Regions from separate parts of the Homo sapiens genome. Here all the other regions are linked to region 4. A link is a contact called in ENCODE Hi-C or POLR2A ChIA-PET data. All regions are on one chromosome and are shown on one strand. The core of a region is the stretch at or near the end of the contact, and the rest is flanking DNA. Distances in the headings are between cores, read along the strand shown. Region 1 overlaps SGK1 (serum/glucocorticoid regulated kinase 1). Region 2 holds the start of PEX7 (peroxisomal biogenesis factor 7). Region 3 overlaps MAP3K5 (mitogen-activated protein kinase kinase kinase 5). Region 4 holds the start of AHI1 (Abelson helper integration site 1). Region 5 overlaps SGK1 (serum/glucocorticoid regulated kinase 1). Region 6 overlaps MAP3K5 (mitogen-activated protein kinase kinase kinase 5).

Region 1 (2,700 bases), core at 71-2,570, 1.3 Mb after region 4:
GATCTGCCTGCCTTGGCCTCCCAAAGTGCTGGGATTACAGGCATGAGCCACTGTGTCCAGCGTTATTTTATGAAAATAAACCAGTGAAAATTAATTTCAGGCCAGGCACAGTGGCTCATGACTGTAATCTTAGCACGTTGGGAGGCCAGAGTGGGTAGATCACCTGGGCTCAGGAGTTTGAGACCAGCCTGGGCAACATGGTGAAATCCTGTCTCTACCAAAAATGCAAAAAAATTAGCCGGGCATGGTGGCATGTGCCAGCAGTCCTAGCTGTTTGGGAGGCTAAGGTAGGAGGATCGCTTGAGCCCCAGAGGCAGAGGTTGCAGTGAGCTGAGATCGCGCCACTGCATTCCAAACTGGGTGACGGAGTGAGACCCCATCTCAAAAAAAAAAAAAAGAAAAAGAAAAAGAAAATTAATTTCAAAAGTGGAATGTATTCACCCAACAATGTGTTCATTTATAAATAATACAGCAGCAACCTTGGGGATGATTGTTGTGGATGTTTTGATGTTTGGATATAATGTTAGTGGGAGACACAGGAAAATTTAAAATAGCAGTGATGGCTTCTATCTGAATCCCATTAACACTTGCGAGTTCATAGCCTCTTGATTTTTTGAGAAGGGGAGAATTGGAGCTCAACAGGTAGCAAACCATTTCATTCTGCAATTAGTCTGTCTAAAGAAAAAGGCTTTAACATTCAATGCTAGAATAAGGCTATTTTAGACATTTGAATTGCTGGCAAGACACCCCAAATTAGTCATCCCTTAATGGTTGTGTGTGGGTCTGTGTGTGTGTGTGTTTAAAATTCATTATTTACTTATTTATTTTTGAGATAGAGTCTCGGTCTGTCATCCAGGCTGGAGTGCAGTGGGGAGATTGTTGTTCTTTGCAGCCTCAACCTCAAAGACTCAGGTGATCCTCCCATCTCAGCCTCCCAAGTAGCTGGGGCTACAGGCACGTGTCACCATGCCCAGCTAATTTTTGTATTTTTTGTAGAGACGGAGTTTCGCCATCTTGCCCAGGCTGGTCTTGAACTCCTGGGCTCAAGCAATTCGCCCACCTCAGCTTCCCAAAAGTGCTTACAGGCGTGATCTACCAGCCTCCCTTAATGTTTTTTAAAACCACTTATTTAGGGCTATTGGTGAAAACAACAAATGAAGCATAGAGGCAATTACAGGAAGAGAAAGTACCCAATATTATGTAAAATGTGTTAGTACTGAGTCATATGTAAATTTGTGTTTAACTTCCTCACTCTTAAATTCTAGTTCCTGGAATCCCCCTCCTTCATAACTGACTCACAGTCTATTTTGGGACAAACCTGCCAATACTACAATCCCTTTACTGTACATTAAAATATATACAGAAAAGTCAAGAACTAATAGAATCATCAAACAATACCAACTAAGGGACCTCACCCACCTGTGAGGATGGAGCATGTGGCCTCAAAATCAGGGCTGACCTAAACTCTCCATGGTTGGAGTCACGTTTCCTAAGGCTGTGTTTGAAAAAAAAAATTAGTTAATTAGAAATACCTTGTTCACAGTTTAATGCTTGATCTTGTTCCTTATCTAAAATATCTATGGCCAGGTGCGGCGGCTCACACCTATAATCCCAGCACTTTGGGAGACCGAGGAGAGAGGATCACCTGAGGTCAGGAGTTTGAGACCAGCCTGGCCAAAATGGTGAAACCCCTTCTCTACCAAAAATACAAAAAAAATTAGCCAGGCATGGTGGTGCATGCCTGTAGTCCCAGCTACTCGAGAGGCTGAGGCAGGAGAATCACTTGAACCCTGGAGGTGGAGGTTGCAGTGAGCCGAGCTCGTGCCATTGCCCTGCAGCCTGGGCAACAGGAGGGAAACTGTCTCAAAAATAAATAAATAAATAAATAAATAAATAAATAAATAAATAAATAAAAATATCTATTTTTTCCACTTCCTCCTTGTCAAAACTTCTCTAAATTTTTAATAATAAATTTTATTATTTTAAAGTAATCTCATTATTTTTTTCTAAACAGGGTTTGAAGTTACATTTTCATCTTGATTCTAGTTGCTTCCTCCCCCCGCTTTCTTTACTATGTTCCAGTAATTTGATTTCAGAGTTGGCATTAACTCCCTGAATTCAGGAAGATATTCCCCAAGGACCTGAATCTTAGCCCTGGAAGCGATGTGAAAGCTTACATAGCACATCTCTCACCTTCAGTCAGAGCCATACAAAGAAGCTGCTATCTTATTATTCATGGCTTTAGAAAAGACTGCTCAACCTCCACCTGCATCTTATTTTGACATTTAGTTAGCTTTACTGTGTCGAACAAAGCCATTATGCTACACACCAAGCCTGTTTCCCTTGTTTTATACTCAGCGATGATAACCAACCCTGTCTGTATATAAAGCTCTCTATAAATTCATAGACTGTCTTCTTCAATTGTCATTTGGTCTTCTCTTCAAGAAAATTAATTATGTCTTGTTTGCCTCTCCTCATTGGTCTTTTTTTCCAATACTTGACTCATTTTGCCATCCTTGGAGCTGTCTTCTAAATAATTTCCAAGTTTTCCAATTAGTCTTATTTATTTATCTATTTATAAGATGGAGTTTCACTCTTGTTGCCCAGAATGGAGTGCAATGGCGCAATCTCAACTCACTGCAACCTCCACCTCCCAGGTTCAAGCCATTCTCCTGCCTCAGCCTCCTGAGTAGCTGGGAT
Region 2 (2,857 bases), core at 358-2,857, 1.3 Mb before region 4:
AAAAAAGAAAACTACTACCATTATAGACTCATGAGTCTTCAGTCTAACTGGTGGGCCATGTAAATCTGAATGTGCAAGCACTAAGAGCTAATAATGAAAATAAATCAAGTATTTCTCTGAGTTTTAGAAGTAACATTTTTTTCTGCTGTAGGACAAAACAAAAAAATACAATAGACCACTGACATTATGAAATGAGTTTTTGCATCTCGCTTCAGTGCGTATAATAGCTAGGACATGAATTAAGGCAAAAGCGAGAATGAACCTACGCCTTTTCATCTAGTCCACGGACTAGATGGACTCTTTTTTTTGAGACGGAGTTTTGCTCTTCTTGCCCAGGCTGGAGTGCAATGGCACGATCTCGGCTCACCGCAACCTCTGCCTCCTGGGTTCAAACTATTCTCTTACCTCAGCCTCCCGAGTAGCTGGGATTACAGGCATGCGCCACCACGCCCGGCTAATTTTGTATTTTCAGTAGAGATGGGGTTTCTCCATGTTGGTCAGGCTGGTCTGGAACTCCCGAACTCAAGTGATCCGCCCACCTCGGCCTCCCAAAGTGCTGGGATTACAGACGTGAGCCACCGCACGGCGCTTGGCCTTTTTTCTTTTTAAGACGGGGTCTCAGTCTGTCACCCAGGCTGGAGTGGAGTGATGTGATCTCAGCTCACTGGGCTGGGGCAGAGTGATGTGATCTCAGCTCATTGTAGCCTCAACATCCCGGGCTCAAGCGATCCTCCCGCCTCAGCCTCCTGAGCAGCTTTAACCACAGGCTGAGCCAATGCGCGCGACGGGAGACAATTAACTGGAGTCTGTAACACCTACTTGCGAATGTGTGCATTCCTCGTTAGACAACTACAGGTAAGAACTGAACTTGATATATTTCATGGTGTCACCCGTGGGACTCCAGGCGTCCATTCAGGAGCATCGTCCTTAGGAAGGCCAGCCCGCAGGTCGCAGCTCAGTGCTCGAATGCAGACTGGGAATTGTGGGCCAACTCGCGAGCCCTGGGTCGGTTCTGGCTCAGACCGTCTTCCCCGTACTGCTGTGCCGAGCGGACCGATCCAAGGGACCGCGCAGGCTCCCCCGGCTCTCCCTACGGGGACGTGTGCCTGGGCGTGTGACACGTGGCGGAGGCAGCGCGGTCTCAAGGAACAAGGACACGGGCTACTAGGCTACACGTATATGCACTTGCACACAACTGGAAGATCGACTCCTGCTTCAGACCAACTCCTCGCACTCGGCAAAGAAAGGAGAAGCGCCGACCAGCGCCTCTTCTGCCCCCTGGCGTGGACCCGCGGAACCGTCTACGCTCAGAGGGGCTTTCCCTCGAGCGCGAGGAACTGGAGCCCGGCTGGCCCCCGCCTCCGCCTCCGCCCCCCGGCCCCAGCTGCGCGGCGCCGCCTCACCCGCGATGCCGTAGTGCTGCGCGGTGGCGCAGGCCAGGCGGCCCGGCAGGTACGGGGAGAACTCGGCGGCGTAGCCGTGGCGTCCCGGCGTCCGCAGCATCCGCGCCGCTCCACCGCACACCGCACTCATCCCGCCCGCCGCCCCCGGCCCTCGCTGCCCCGGCCGCGGAAGCCGTTCCGAGTCGGAGGCACACTGGCGCGGTTAGAGAGACCAGGCAGACCGGACGGAAGTGTGGGCCCCGTGCCCTGTGTTTGAGATTCTGATTGGTCCGCACAGGAAAGGGCGTTGACTCCGACGGAGACCATTTTTGTTTTGGGTGAATCCAAACTGAATTGCGCCTGCTGCAAAGATACAGATCTATCAGGGGAGTGATCCAGGGTTAGGTATTATTAATAATTACGACAGCTTTTGTCGTTGCATCTCAGCCTCCTCTGCGGTGCTATCTGGTTTTTATTTCATTGAGCGTTTGGAAGACTGGCATCAGGAACTTTTCCTGATGATTATAAAGTGAGAAAAGTTACAGCCGACTCTGAAACCACGCAGCGCGTCCAAAATTGCGTGCTGCGTTGCCCAAGGAAACTGGAAGCAATGAGAACTTAAGTCCGTGGAGTCACTGCGGTCTTTAGGAATAAGAGCGTGGGCTGGTGGGCTACTTTCACACTGTAACTGGAAAAGATGAAACACCAACTCCAAACCAACTCCCCATGCTTGGCAAGTGAGAAAAAGGAGCTGGCCAGTTCTAATGAAGCTAAGCAAAAAAGCAGCACATCATCATATACAACTTTTTTAAAAAGTATTACTATACATGTATATATTGTATGGTAATAAGTGCTCAGATGCTGGTGCTCATTCATTCATTTATTGCCAGGCATATACTATGTGGAGAATGACCAAATATAATTTATCTGCCAAACCAAGATACTTTTGAGAGTAAAGAGGGTGTAATTATTAAGCCAGGTCAACAGGCACAAACCAAGTCGTATGATCATCTTAACCATATACCAAGAACAGTACTAGGCATTTGGGATTCAAAATAATGGGATATGGTCCATGGCCTCAAGAGATTAGAGAAGAAGACTAAAAGAGAAGTCATGTAATTAGTTAAGTGTAATCAAAATACTGTAGAGGCTATGATAAATTTATATGGGGTATTTTTAAAAGGTGATTGTCCGTGCCAGAGGTATGGAAATTGCAGGAAAGGCTGCAGAAGAGAGATAAGTCTTTATGGTGATTGCACACAGATGAGTAGGTTTTCTTTAGGTAGACAAGAAGATGGAGATCTTTGTAGGAGCAGGAATAACATGAGCAACCCAGGAGATTTAAACCAGCATGATCCATAGGGGGTCGTGGCTGCCAGGACTCAGCCTGGCCAGATGGAAGGGATACGGTGAAAAAAATATTGGGTGGGGAGACTGTAGAGTGTTTTACTGGGGCTAGATCATGAAGAGTCTTA
Region 3 (2,700 bases), core at 1-2,500, 1.1 Mb before region 4:
ATCAGATCTCTTTTACTGTCATAATTTTCTCACTGTTGTAATTTTCGCAAAGGCGGTTGGTTTCAAACTGATAATATGTAAACAAAAAATAGTGTCAAGAATGCACTATTGAGATAAACTATTAATGAAGAATACAGAATTAATGTCGTTGGTAGCTGTAAGGACACCTTTTTTTTTTTTAAATTGGACTTACCAAGTCAACAACAGACAGTATCTGAAGAAAGATAACAATTGTGATTAAAGTCCTCTGTTCTCTAGGGTGACAATGTGTTGATTAATACCTACAGTGGTGTTCTCAAGATCTCTGACTTCGGAACATCAAAGAGGCTTGCTGGCATAAACCCCTGTACTGAAACTTTTACTGGTATGTTTTTGCAATGATGATACAGATCTTATGTAATTAAAGAAATAATTGCTGAGTTTGAGCACAATGTGAGAGAGAAATTCAGTTGGTGTTCTCACACACAGTAATGTTGGTATCTTTTTTCTTTCTTTTCTTTTCTTTTCTTTCTTTTTTTTTTTTTTTTTTTTTTTTTTTGAGACAGGGTCTTGCCCTGTCACCTAGGCTGGAATGCAGTGGTGTGATCACCTATCACTGCAGCCTCAAACTCCCAGGCTCAAGCAATCCTCCCACCTCAGCCTCCTGAGTAGCTGGGACTACAGGCATGCGCCACCACGCCCAGCTAATTTTTTTGTATTTTTGATGGAGACAAGGTTTCACCATGTTGCCCAGGCTGGTCTCAAACTCCTGGGCTCAAGCGATATACCTGTGGCCTCCAAAAGTGTTGGGATTACAGGCGTGAGCCACTGCGCCTGGCCAATGTTGGTATCTTTTGATGCTCACTGAAAAATGTGTTACAGAATTTGATTTGGCCCTTTTCTCTTCCTGTATTTATATGACTTGCTTAGTTAGTCTCCTGCTTAATGCCACTGAAGATTTTTTTTTTTTTTTAATTCTCAACTTGTTACTTATTTTTCTTTTCATGTAATTACTTCTTTCCTGGTTGGCCTACAATAACTCTAGCAAGATTTTTTTTTTTTTTTTTTTATTAAACATTTCCTTGGCCCAACCTCTCTGTGATGCTTACTCATACCCTAATCACTTCCCATTTGGACGATGAATTCCCTCTTTTACTGTTTACTCTCTGTGGTTGACTCCCCTACTCCACAATATAAATAACCCTAGGATTTCAATTCAGAAGAGGAAGTGACTCACCGACTCAGAAGAAGGGAGGGAGAGAGCTTTCCTGAGAAAGTAGGCAACGCAACCACTGAGCTGCCTCTGGTGCAAAGTACTGGGAGGGTGGAGACCAAGTGATTTCCAAAAAGGTAACAGTAGCCAAGAGGAAGCTCAGACTCAAGAGATTCATGACTGCCCAACAGTTATAGGGAGGGTGTGTGAGACTTCAAACCTGATCTCCATTTAGTTCTTATCACTCCATCATGCTAATTCTCATGAAGTGTTAAGTTCTTCTTATAGAGAGAAATTTAGCAGGAAAAAAAAAAGGGTAAGGGGAAGGGAAGAGAAAAAGATCATGAATAATCTTTGGTCTAATATGAAGCAACATGGCCCCATCTCAATTCTGTGAGGTAGGTGGGAGTACCTCCATTTTGTAGATGAGGAAATTACCTGGGAGAGAAGTGACATTGCAGTCAGAAGTCACAGCAGTGTGTACCGGATAGAACTCAGACTGGTTTTTTGTTTTTGTTTTTGTTTTGAGACTGGGTCTTGCTATGTTGCCCAGGCTGGTCTTGAACTCCTGGGTTTAAGCAGTCCACCCACCCCACTCTCCTAAGTATCTAGGATGTCATGCCTGGCAAAACTGTTTTTTTGTTTTTGTTTTTTCTTTTGAGATGGGTTCTCGCTCTGTAACCCAGGCTGAAGTACAGTGGTGTAATCTCTGCTCACTGTGACCTCCCCTACCCCGGGCTCAAGTGATTCTCCTACCTCAGCCTCCCTAGTAGCTGGGACCATAGGCACGCACCTCCATGCCTGGCTAATTTTTTGTATTTTTGGTAGAGACAGGGTTTCACCATGTTGCCCAGGCTGGTCTCAAACTCCTGACCTCAAGTGATCCACCTGCCTTGGACTCCCAAAGTGCTGGGATTACATGTGCGAACCCCCACGCCTAGCCAGAACTCAGATTTTGTATCTACTGTTTGCTCTTTGCTTTTACCTTCTGGCTCTAGTCCATCTTTCTCTCTACCTTCCTGCAGGAGGAGAGAGAGACATTCTGTGTAAGTTTTTTCCCTAGAGCATTCAGTCAGCAATACCCCTGGCCCAGCTCCCACCTCAGGGCAATGGATATTTTAGGGTACAGAATTAAACACATTTTGAATATATTTTTTTGAAAAAACTAAATTCTGACCTATTAATAACTTCAAATGTCTTTACATTTCTTTCCTCTTACTCTTAACTTGGCAAGCAGCAGTTTCAGTGCTGTCAAGACTCAGTAATTTCTGAGAGGAAAATCCCTCGTTTCACACACTTTGTGGGACAGGATGTTAACACAGTATCTTCTGCTACTAATCTGGGGAACATCTTTTTTGTAAAATCTCCAAAGGAATTGTAGGAAAGCAGTCCTCACAGAGCCCTTTTCTTGGACCTCTTCCACTGGTGTCACGTAAGAGTGACGTGTGTCACTAACATGTATAGATCTGTCCCCAGCACCGGTCCCGAGGGCCCTGCACATCATAGGC
Region 4 (2,898 bases), core at 397-2,896:
AATGCCAACTATTTCATAGACACTGTGGTAGATGCTGGGGATAGAGAAAATACAAAGTAAACTATGAAACTATAGAATGAGCATCCAAAGTCTAATATATAGAATGAGTATCCGAAGTCTAATAGGGAGTAGGAGTGTTTGAAGGAGTCAGTCAACCTGCTTAAGATTCAAAGGATGGACAACATTTGGCTGTGATGCAGGAGTGTAAAAGGAGGAATTTTCAGGAAGAGAGGACAATATGAGTAAGGACGGGGCGTGAAAGGCTATGGATTGTTTTTCATGGTACACATAATTCAATGTTGCATAAAACTGCATGGTACACATGATTCAATATTGCATAAAATTGGAACAAGAAGCTAACGAGAGATGAAACTAGTCAGGGAGATGGAGAATCTTGTATCCTAGGCAAAGTAATCATTTTCTCTTACAGATTGCCTTTCAAAAATTTTCAGCAGGAGAGTGCCATTATCCGATTTACATTTTTAGTCAGGTCATTCTGATAGCAGTGTGGAGAATTTAAGAGTCAAACTGGAGTCAGAGAACTGGTAAAGGGCCCATCTGAGGAAGTTAAAAAGAGAGAATGGATATGCTTTGGCATAAGATGCATTTAGGATACTCTACTGTTCTTACTAAAACACTGGGAGGATTGTGGTGGCTTACAGCAAGATAGAAATCTAGGAGAGTATGTTTAGAACGGAAAGTTGAACAGCTCAGTTCGGTACGCATTGGATTAGTAATCTTTCTCGTTGCTTCCTCACAGGATTTAGGGAAGCACAAGACATATAGTTTGTAAGGTGTGGCAATGTCAGTAAGAATGGAAAAGCTGGCCTCCATAAACTCTTACTGTACAAATGAAGCAACAGCTTACAGCGGGTGGCTGTAGGTACAGGAAATGGCCTGTATTCACGAGTGTATTCACGAGTCCACGAGTAGCGCATCTAGTATTTTTCCAGCCCTGGTGACTCAGAGCTGAAGATGGCGCCTGTGGCAGAAATCAGAAAAGTGGGAGGGAGCATTAGGTGTAGAAAAGGATGGCGTTTTAACTTTTGTTTTGTTTTTCACACACAGGGAGATAGCTCTAAAGGAACAGTGGATAATTTTTTCTTAAAATTTTGTCTGTAGTACAACTTCATTTTCCACGCCTTAAAACCATGTTTTCTTTTGTGGGCGCGATCGCGTGGGGAGTGACAAATCTGTTTCTTTGCCTCATTCATTCATTTTCTTATTCTGGGCGGCTTCCATGACAGCCTCCCCAGTTTTCCTTTGCCCAGTCAGTTTTTCCCTGCGCTAGCTACAATTCTAAGGCGAAAAGAGCATTTTCGGAGGTGAGGGCGGGGAAAACTCAAGACTCTGTAGGGGCACCCGCGCATTTCCGGGTCCCTTACCGCTCCGAGTGGAGGAGACTGTTCCCGCTCGCGTGGCCGGGGAGGCGGGAGCCCCCTAAGTTCCCTGAAGCTCGCGCCCGCCTGCGGCCTGAGGGCCCCCGGGCAGGCGCCGCACGGCCCCTCCTCCTGGAAGAAGGCGGTGGAGGCGCGGGGACGGGGCCGCGGTCTTCGCCTAGAGCGCGGGACGCATCGGTCGCCATGGGAACGGCGGCGTAGGCAGGCGCTGACGTCAGCAGGCGGCGCGCTGTCCGCACTGCGGCACAGAGCCGCGGCTTGCTTTCAGGACACGGGTCGCTGGCGGGTTAGGTGGCTGCGTGGCCGCCTCACTTCGCGCACGCGCCGCTAGGCTGGGGGAGTTGATTTGCACTGCTCCGGGTGTCGGCTCCGGCGGGACGGGCGGTTCTGCGTACCCCTCTCCGTGAGTACATCATGGGTGCGCTGGTGGCGGGAGCGCGGGCCGGGGTGCTCGGCCTGCCCGGCCCTCTCCTGGGCGGCGTGTCGGGGCTGCTGGAGTCCGAGAGCGCGGAGGCTGATAGCGTAGTGACCGACGAGCGTGGGCCGGGTGTCCCGGGGGAATGCGATTTCTGAGAGTCCTCACCGTACTTTTGCGCTTCTTTCACTGGTCTCCGTGTCCCCGGAGAGTTGAGCATGGTGCTCTGATAGAGAATTCAATCTTTGCCTTTCCTACTCCCGATTCTTATTTAAATGCTTTTAAATCAGATGTGTACTGAGTGTGTTTATTTCCTTTTAGAGTGTCAACCTGGGGCTGAATCTTCAACCTGTCAAAGCCTTCTTAATTATGTCTGAGAAAAGGTGATCAATTTGTTATATTTATAAGAGCCAAATTATATTAATAGGGTTGTTTCGAGATGCATAAAAATAGAACAAAAATGTAGACCATTTAAGAATCCTTATCAAAGGTTGTGCTGCGTTTAGCATTCCTGTAAAAACATCTATTGTGAAAATAAAGCTTTCCCCTTTCTTTTGAGAAAGAGATGCCAACGATTTTTTCACCTGTTGCATTAACAGTTGCTGTTACTGCTTGGGCGTTAGGAGGAAGATTGCTTCTTATGAGTACTCTGGGAAATTTTTTAAAGAATGCTTGAAAGAAATTCAAATACCAAAAGTGTTTTTAAACCATACCTAGAATCTTGTTTATGAGGAATAATATTTATGAAGTTAGAATCTTGTTTACTTATGAAGAATCTTGTTGATTTATTCATTGAATTTTGTATACAGGATTTTTGTTTGTCTTTTTTTCCCTTGCGATAACATTTGGTTAAGGAGCGAATTATCAAGCCTCTCAGTTTTTTCTCCCAATGATATTGAGCCACATATTGGCTGATAATCAGGTTGTCTGTAAAATAAAATGAGATGAAATGTAATCCATTTAATTTTCCTGTGTAATATCTCTTAGACGCTCCTGTGAAAGGGTTTGTGAGGGAGAAGTTGTAAAATAATGGAATATATAAGAATCAGAGGTGTCTTTTAAAGTCCTATCTGATTTTTTGCA
Region 5 (2,755 bases), core at 227-2,726, 1.3 Mb after region 4:
GTCGTGGGATTGCTTGCTTTCGCAGGTTCTAAACGCTGTTTCCCTGGTCTGTTTTTCAGTATCTCGCACCTGAGGTGCTTCATAAGCAGCCTTATGACAGGACTGTGGACTGGTGGTGCCTGGGAGCTGTCTTGTATGAGATGCTGTATGGCCTGGTGAGTGGCACATTGGGAACCATGGAACACTGCCTGCTCCCTACAATATTGCCTTCACACAGCCCATGCTTGGCCATGGTGTCTTGCCCTTACCAGTACGCTTATCAAAAGCAGCTAAGAGGCATATTGGTTATTTTATAGTTCATAAGAATAATCACTTACCTGGTTCTTTTGTGCATTTCACATTTTACTAGATAGGACCACATTGAACCTGTGTGGTGGTGAAAAACTACCACTTATTAACATCTACCCCCTCACCCTCCACACACACACACACAAACACACACACGGGTTGCAAAGTAGACACTTAAATAGCAAGGGAAAAGAAAGCATTGAGGTGGGGAGAGTTTCTCAAATCGAGCCTAATATTTATTGCCGTTTATATCTTTTTCTCTACTGGTAATGTGTGCCATATGAAACTTCCAATTAAGTCTAAAGTAATTTTCCCCTTCTTTCAGCCGCCTTTTTATAGCCGAAACACAGCTGAAATGTACGACAACATTCTGAACAAGCCTCTCCAGCTGAAACCAAATATTACAAATTCCGCAAGACACCTCCTGGAGGGCCTCCTGCAGAAGGACAGGACAAAGCGGCTCGGGGCCAAGGATGACTTCGTGAGTGATGTTTTCCTGTCCTCCTGGGCCGGCCGGGACGTGCACTAGACCTCCCTGCCCTTATTGAATGCACCTGTCTAAATTAATCTTGGGTTTCTTATCAACAGATGGAGATTAAGAGTCATGTCTTCTTCTCCTTAATTAACTGGGATGATCTCATTAATAAGAAGATTACTCCCCCTTTTAACCCAAATGTGGTGAGTATCTGTCTCTCTTCTAAGTATAGAGAAGCCCAAAGGGCATTTATTTTAATTCAGAATTGTCTGGGGGAGGGTTGGAAGGAATACATTGGCAGATGTTTTCTCCATAAACCTGTTATTTTACCTACATAAAAAGCACATTTTTGTGTCCCAACAAGGCTCCCATAATTTTTAGACACATTTATCAATTCGAAGCACCAAAAGGCAACAAGTGAACATTATTCTTATGTTTAACTGTGTGTAGCCTTTTGAGATTTTGTGCTTGAAGTGGGTGATTATGGAAGTTGATATAAGACTTAAACTTGGTATTTAAAGCCTGGTCAAGATTTCCCTGTCCTGTGTCTAGTGTGAGTTCTTGACAAGAGTGTTTTTCCCTTCCCGTCACAGAGTGGGCCCAACGACCTACGGCACTTTGACCCCGAGTTTACCGAAGAGCCTGTCCCCAACTCCATTGGCAAGTCCCCTGACAGCGTCCTCGTCACAGCCAGCGTCAAGGAAGCTGCCGAGGCTTTCCTAGGCTTTTCCTATGCGCCTCCCACGGACTCTTTCCTCTGAACCCTGTTAGGGCTTGGTTTTAAAGGATTTTATGTGTGTTTCCGAATGTTTTAGTTAGCCTTTTGGTGGAGCCGCCAGCTGACAGGACATCTTACAAGAGAATTTGCACATCTCTGGAAGCTTAGCAATCTTATTGCACACTGTTCGCTGGAAGCTTTTTGAAGAGCACATTCTCCTCAGTGAGCTCATGAGGTTTTCATTTTTATTCTTCCTTCCAACGTGGTGCTATCTCTGAAACGAGCGTTAGAGTGCCGCCTTAGACGGAGGCAGGAGTTTCGTTAGAAAGCGGACGCTGTTCTAAAAAAGGTCTCCTGCAGATCTGTCTGGGCTGTGATGACGAATATTATGAAATGTGCCTTTTCTGAAGAGATTGTGTTAGCTCCAAAGCTTTTCCTATCGCAGTGTTTCAGTTCTTTATTTTCCCTTGTGGATATGCTGTGTGAACCGTCGTGTGAGTGTGGTATGCCTGATCACAGATGGATTTTGTTATAAGCATCAATGTGACACTTGCAGGACACTACAACGTGGGACATTGTTTGTTTCTTCCATATTTGGAAGATAAATTTATGTGTAGACTTTTTTGTAAGATACGGTTAATAACTAAAATTTATTGAAATGGTCTTGCAATGACTCGTATTCAGATGCTTAAAGAAAGCATTGCTGCTACAAATATTTCTATTTTTAGAAAGGGTTTTTATGGACCAATGCCCCAGTTGTCAGTCAGAGCCGTTGGTGTTTTTCATTGTTTAAAATGTCACCTGTAAAATGGGCATTATTTATGTTTTTTTTTTTGCATTCCTGATAATTGTATGTATTGTATAAAGAACGTCTGTACATTGGGTTATAACACTAGTATATTTAAACTTACAGGCTTATTTGTAATGTAAACCACCATTTTAATGTACTGTAATTAACATGGTTATAATACGTACAATCCTTCCCTCATCCCATCACACAACTTTTTTTGTGTGTGATAAACTGATTTTGGTTTGCAATAAAACCTTGAAAAATATTTACATATATTGTGTCATGTGTTATTTTGTATATTTTGGTTAAGGGGGTAATCATGGGTTAGTTTAAAATTGAAAACCATGAAAATCCTGCTGTAATTTCCTGCTTAGTGGTTTGCTCCCAACAGCAGTGGTTTCTGACTCCAGGGGAGTATAGGATGGTCTTAAAGCCAACCTACGTTCCAGGCCTTTTTAGCAGCATTTTATGGTGTCTGTCATTC
Region 6 (2,700 bases), core at 128-2,627, 1.1 Mb before region 4:
ATACATTTACCACACACACACACACACACAAACACGGAAACACACGATAGGAATCCCTCATCTTGTACTCTTCTAGTCTAGTCTGTACTAGTCTCTTTACTCCCAAGAAACAACAATTTTGTCTTTGAAATATGAATGATGCACACCTCCGTTTCTGAGTGTGGCATGCATCTCATAAAAATGGGCTGGTGAAGAAACTCACCAAGTCTGAAGGATCAGCAGTGAGTTCCACTGCAGGGCTTGTATCCCTTCTTGTAAAGAGATCAGCTACTCAGTCAAGCCAAGAGCTCTTCTTCAGCTGTATTCTTCCATCAGTAACATTTAACTTTAGGGACTTGACATCTCATAGCAGTGAAACTCTTTCTCCCAAGCAGCTATTTTTTTCTGTTCTAAAGTCCGTTCCCCCCAAATAGCGAGATGTTGACTCTAAAGTGAAACAAGGCACACTATAGACCTTGACCTTCCCCAGGAATGACTCAAAAGCAGTTTGGTGTTTGGGCCCCCCTTCAAACCTTTCTTCTCTCAGACAACCTTACTATTACCAGCAAGGAAGAGGTCACCCATTTCCTTTCTGCTGTAGCAGCACTGCCCAAAATATGGTCCGTGAAATGCTAGGCCCATGAGCTGCTCCAGAATATGTGGAAACAATACATGCCAGGCATTTCCCCTGCCATATATCATTTGCATACTGGTACTTAATTGGTCAATTCAGCAACTCTTTGTGGCTTCCTCTTGCTTCCTGCCTTCTAGTGATTCAGCTACAGAACTATTTAAATAACAGCAGATAAGTCAACCAATTCATCCTGGGGAGACTTTCCAGTTACTGACCAGTAAGGTGGTTTCCCCCGAGGTCAGCTGTTCCTGAAAGCTGTATGTACTTCCGTCTTTCTCGCTACAGCTGAAACCAATGTCATGAGTCCCCTATCCTTGAGATCAGGGCAGTTGATTCAGTTCAGCCCAAGAGGAATTAAGTAAGAAGGAGATTCCAGGCAACAGTGGATTTCCTTTTCTATAATTTTATACCTTCATTCTTTATTAAAATGCTTTTGTAGCATTAGGATGTGTGTTTGATAAAGATGTTTCTGGCAAAAACCACTTTCTTTTTTTTTTTTTTTTTTGCATATCTGTCCATAGGATAGATCATGGACAGTATTTTATTGTGATTCAGATACCCGTTTCTCTCATTAGGAGTGAGGCTGAGAAGTTTTATATACATTTGGGAGCTTTTTGTGTTTTTCTTTCTGTGAACTGTTCAGGCATACATATACAGAGACTGACTAGCTGTCCTCCAGACCTGTTTCCTTTTCCTTCTGGGGTTTCCCAGCCTCCTGGCAAGTAACTGTGGCTGGTGGACTGAGGCTTGGGCAATGGATGGTGGGCCCGAGTGGCAACTCACCCAAGCATGATTCATAAAAACTTCCTATGAGATCCTCCTACTCTTTCTTCCCCATCTGCTGGAAAGATGTTGACACCCAGAGCAACCTATGAAGCTTTCTTTAAAACCAATGTTTGAGGAAATATAGGCAACTCCACTGTCTTATTCTCCATCCAAATAAAGAAGCAGCTCATGTCTACTAGAGAATCATAGTATCTGAGAACCAGGACAGACCTAAGAGATCATCTAGTCCATCTGTTTCCAAAATTTGTTTTCAGTGATGAATCCTTTTTTATATGAATCCTTAAGCAGAACTGTGATATATGACAGTCAGCATATTTTCTCTGGTTTCAGGTATAACAGGATTGGAACCTGTGGTCTAGACCTACAGCATCCCACTCACTCATCCCAACCAAGGCAGCCCCAAGATGCTAATGGAGACACTTAAGCCCCTGAAGAACAGGCTTAAAGATTATCAATCTGACCCTGAATTTGATAAATATGAAAACTGAGACCCATAAATAGAAATAATTAGTAGTCAGTAAAAATGAGGGGATCAGACCCTCAGTAGACCCACTGAACTTGGGCTTCCTTGACTGTTTTGGTACCCCAGAGATATCCCTCCCAGGGCCTGGGAGGCCCTTTCCTGGCTACCCTGCTGTATGGGTTATGCTGAGCAAGGGAGGCAGTCATAACACATGACCGTTCCCTTACATAGCATAATTATGCTGCTCATTGCAACAAGATATTTGACAAAGAATATGGCCTCTTTCAATGGGTGTTTCAGTATGTGTACATTTTTTAAAGTGTCAATTATCTTTTCCCTCCTCTCATCACAAGCAGAATATCTCAGGAGTATATCCTTGCCGGTACCTGTGCTGGTGGAGGACACCAGCAGCAGCAGTGAGTACGGCTCAGTTTCACCCGACACGGAGTTGAAAGTGGACCCCTTCTCTTTCAAAACAAGAGCCAAGTCCTGCGGAGAAAGAGATGTCAAGGGAATTCGGACACTCTTTTTGGGGTAAAGACCTGACTTACTTGGGGTGAGAGAAGTGTGTTGTTAAGTGTGTCATTTTATAAAGGGAACTGTGATTTATGCTGCATAAATTTTCTCAGCATTCCAGATGAGAATTTTGAAGATCACAGTGCTCCTCCTTCCCCTGAAGAAAAAGATTCTGGATTCTTCATGCTGAGGAAGGACAGTGAGAGGCGAGCTACCCTTCACAGGATCCTGACGGAAGACCAAGACAAAATTGTGAGAAACCTAATGGAATCTTTAGCTCAGGTAAATCCTCTCCCAGGTGCTTCATTTCCCAAAGGTTACA

Evidence for each region. A loop is a pair of places that touch in the nucleus more often than their neighbours do. ChIA-PET counts read pairs that join two places held with the same protein, here RNA polymerase II (POLR2A). Pooled maps may share reads with other maps.
Region 1: a map of B cell shows a loop between it and region 4 (16-fold over the local background). The contact joins the enhancer-like site here to the promoter of AHI1 in region 4. A Hi-C loop is called at or near these places in 1 of 168 maps with a recorded cell type or tissue (B cell) and 7 of 50 pooled maps. POLR2A ChIA-PET finds 5 or more read pairs at or near these places in 1 of 52 experiments (HEK293).
Region 2: a loop to region 4 is called in a map of ascending aorta, with 5 times the contacts of the local background. The contact joins the promoter of PEX7 here to the promoter of AHI1 in region 4. A Hi-C loop is called at or near these places in 2 of 168 maps with a recorded cell type or tissue (CD8-positive, alpha-beta T cell and ascending aorta) and 14 of 50 pooled maps.
Region 3: a pooled map shows a loop between it and region 4 (3-fold over the local background). The contact joins the enhancer-like site here to the promoter of AHI1 in region 4. A Hi-C loop is called at or near these places in 2 of 50 pooled maps. POLR2A ChIA-PET finds 5 or more read pairs at or near these places in 3 of 52 experiments (CD4-positive, alpha-beta T cell, PC-9 and activated T-cell).
Region 5: a pooled map shows a loop between it and region 4 (2.9-fold over the local background). The contact joins the enhancer-like site here to the promoter of AHI1 in region 4. A Hi-C loop is called at or near these places in 2 of 168 maps with a recorded cell type or tissue (CD8-positive, alpha-beta T cell and naive thymus-derived CD4-positive, alpha-beta T cell) and 14 of 50 pooled maps.
Region 6: a pooled map shows a loop between it and region 4 (6-fold over the local background). The contact joins the enhancer-like site here to the promoter of AHI1 in region 4. A Hi-C loop is called at or near these places in 5 of 50 pooled maps. POLR2A ChIA-PET finds 5 or more read pairs at or near these places in 2 of 52 experiments (OCI-LY7 and PC-9).

What each region holds. Positions count from the first base shown.
Region 1 is chr6:134,234,756-134,237,455 of GRCh38, reverse strand. All of the region lies in intron 2 of SGK1 (serum/glucocorticoid regulated kinase 1), which reads left to right. Among named protein-coding and RNA genes, the nearest start is that of SGK1, 82 kb to the left of the region's middle. RefSeq lists enhancers at 976-1,025, 1,166-1,455, 1,496-1,655. Within about 2 kb of position 1,320, at least 8 of the 41 ENCODE cell types and tissues checked have a DNase peak (open chromatin) inside an H3K27ac peak, as active enhancers do; they include B cell, where a contact is called at or near this core.
Region 2 is chr6:136,821,342-136,824,198 of GRCh38, reverse strand. PEX7 (peroxisomal biogenesis factor 7) reads right to left here and starts at 1,607. Exons shown (of 10, transcript NM_000288.4): 1 at 1,404-1,607. The coding sequence starts at 1,533. RefSeq lists enhancers at 997-1,156, 538-1,270, 1,271-2,003, 1,887-2,036 and a silencer at 1,327-1,706.
Region 3 is chr6:136,608,946-136,611,645 of GRCh38, reverse strand. MAP3K5 (mitogen-activated protein kinase kinase kinase 5) reads left to right here. Exons shown (of 30, transcript NM_005923.4): 18 at 259-364. Among named protein-coding and RNA genes, the nearest start is that of MAP3K5-AS1, 19 kb to the left of the region's middle. Within about 2 kb of position 1,250, at least 21 of the 41 ENCODE cell types and tissues checked have a DNase peak (open chromatin) inside an H3K27ac peak, as active enhancers do; they include PC-9, where a contact is called at or near this core.
Region 4 is chr6:135,496,488-135,499,385 of GRCh38, reverse strand. It overlaps AHI1 (Abelson helper integration site 1), which reads left to right and starts at 1,646. Exons shown (of 29, transcript NM_001134831.2): 1 at 1,646-1,803; 2 at 2,137-2,198. AHI1-DT (AHI1 divergent transcript) reads right to left here and starts at 1,585. Exons shown (of 6, transcript NR_152842.1): 1 at 1,386-1,585; 2 at 869-982. RefSeq lists silencers at 1,306-1,525, 1,876-1,935.
Region 5 is chr6:134,169,037-134,171,791 of GRCh38, reverse strand. SGK1 (serum/glucocorticoid regulated kinase 1) reads left to right here. Exons shown (of 14, transcript NM_001143676.3): 11 at 60-155; 12 at 614-769; 13 at 877-966; 14 at 1,357-2,536. The coding sequence ends at 1,524. Among named protein-coding and RNA genes, the nearest start is that of SLC2A12, 120 kb to the right of the region's middle. Within about 2 kb of position 1,476, at least 6 of the 41 ENCODE cell types and tissues checked have a DNase peak (open chromatin) inside an H3K27ac peak, as active enhancers do.
Region 6 is chr6:136,592,133-136,594,832 of GRCh38, reverse strand. It overlaps MAP3K5 (mitogen-activated protein kinase kinase kinase 5), which reads left to right. Exons shown (of 30, transcript NM_005923.4): 22 at 2,219-2,396; 23 at 2,492-2,660. Among named protein-coding and RNA genes, the nearest start is that of MAP3K5-AS1, 36 kb to the left of the region's middle. RefSeq lists an enhancer at 185-344. Within about 2 kb of position 1,377, at least 13 of the 41 ENCODE cell types and tissues checked have a DNase peak (open chromatin) inside an H3K27ac peak, as active enhancers do; they include PC-9, where a contact is called at or near this core.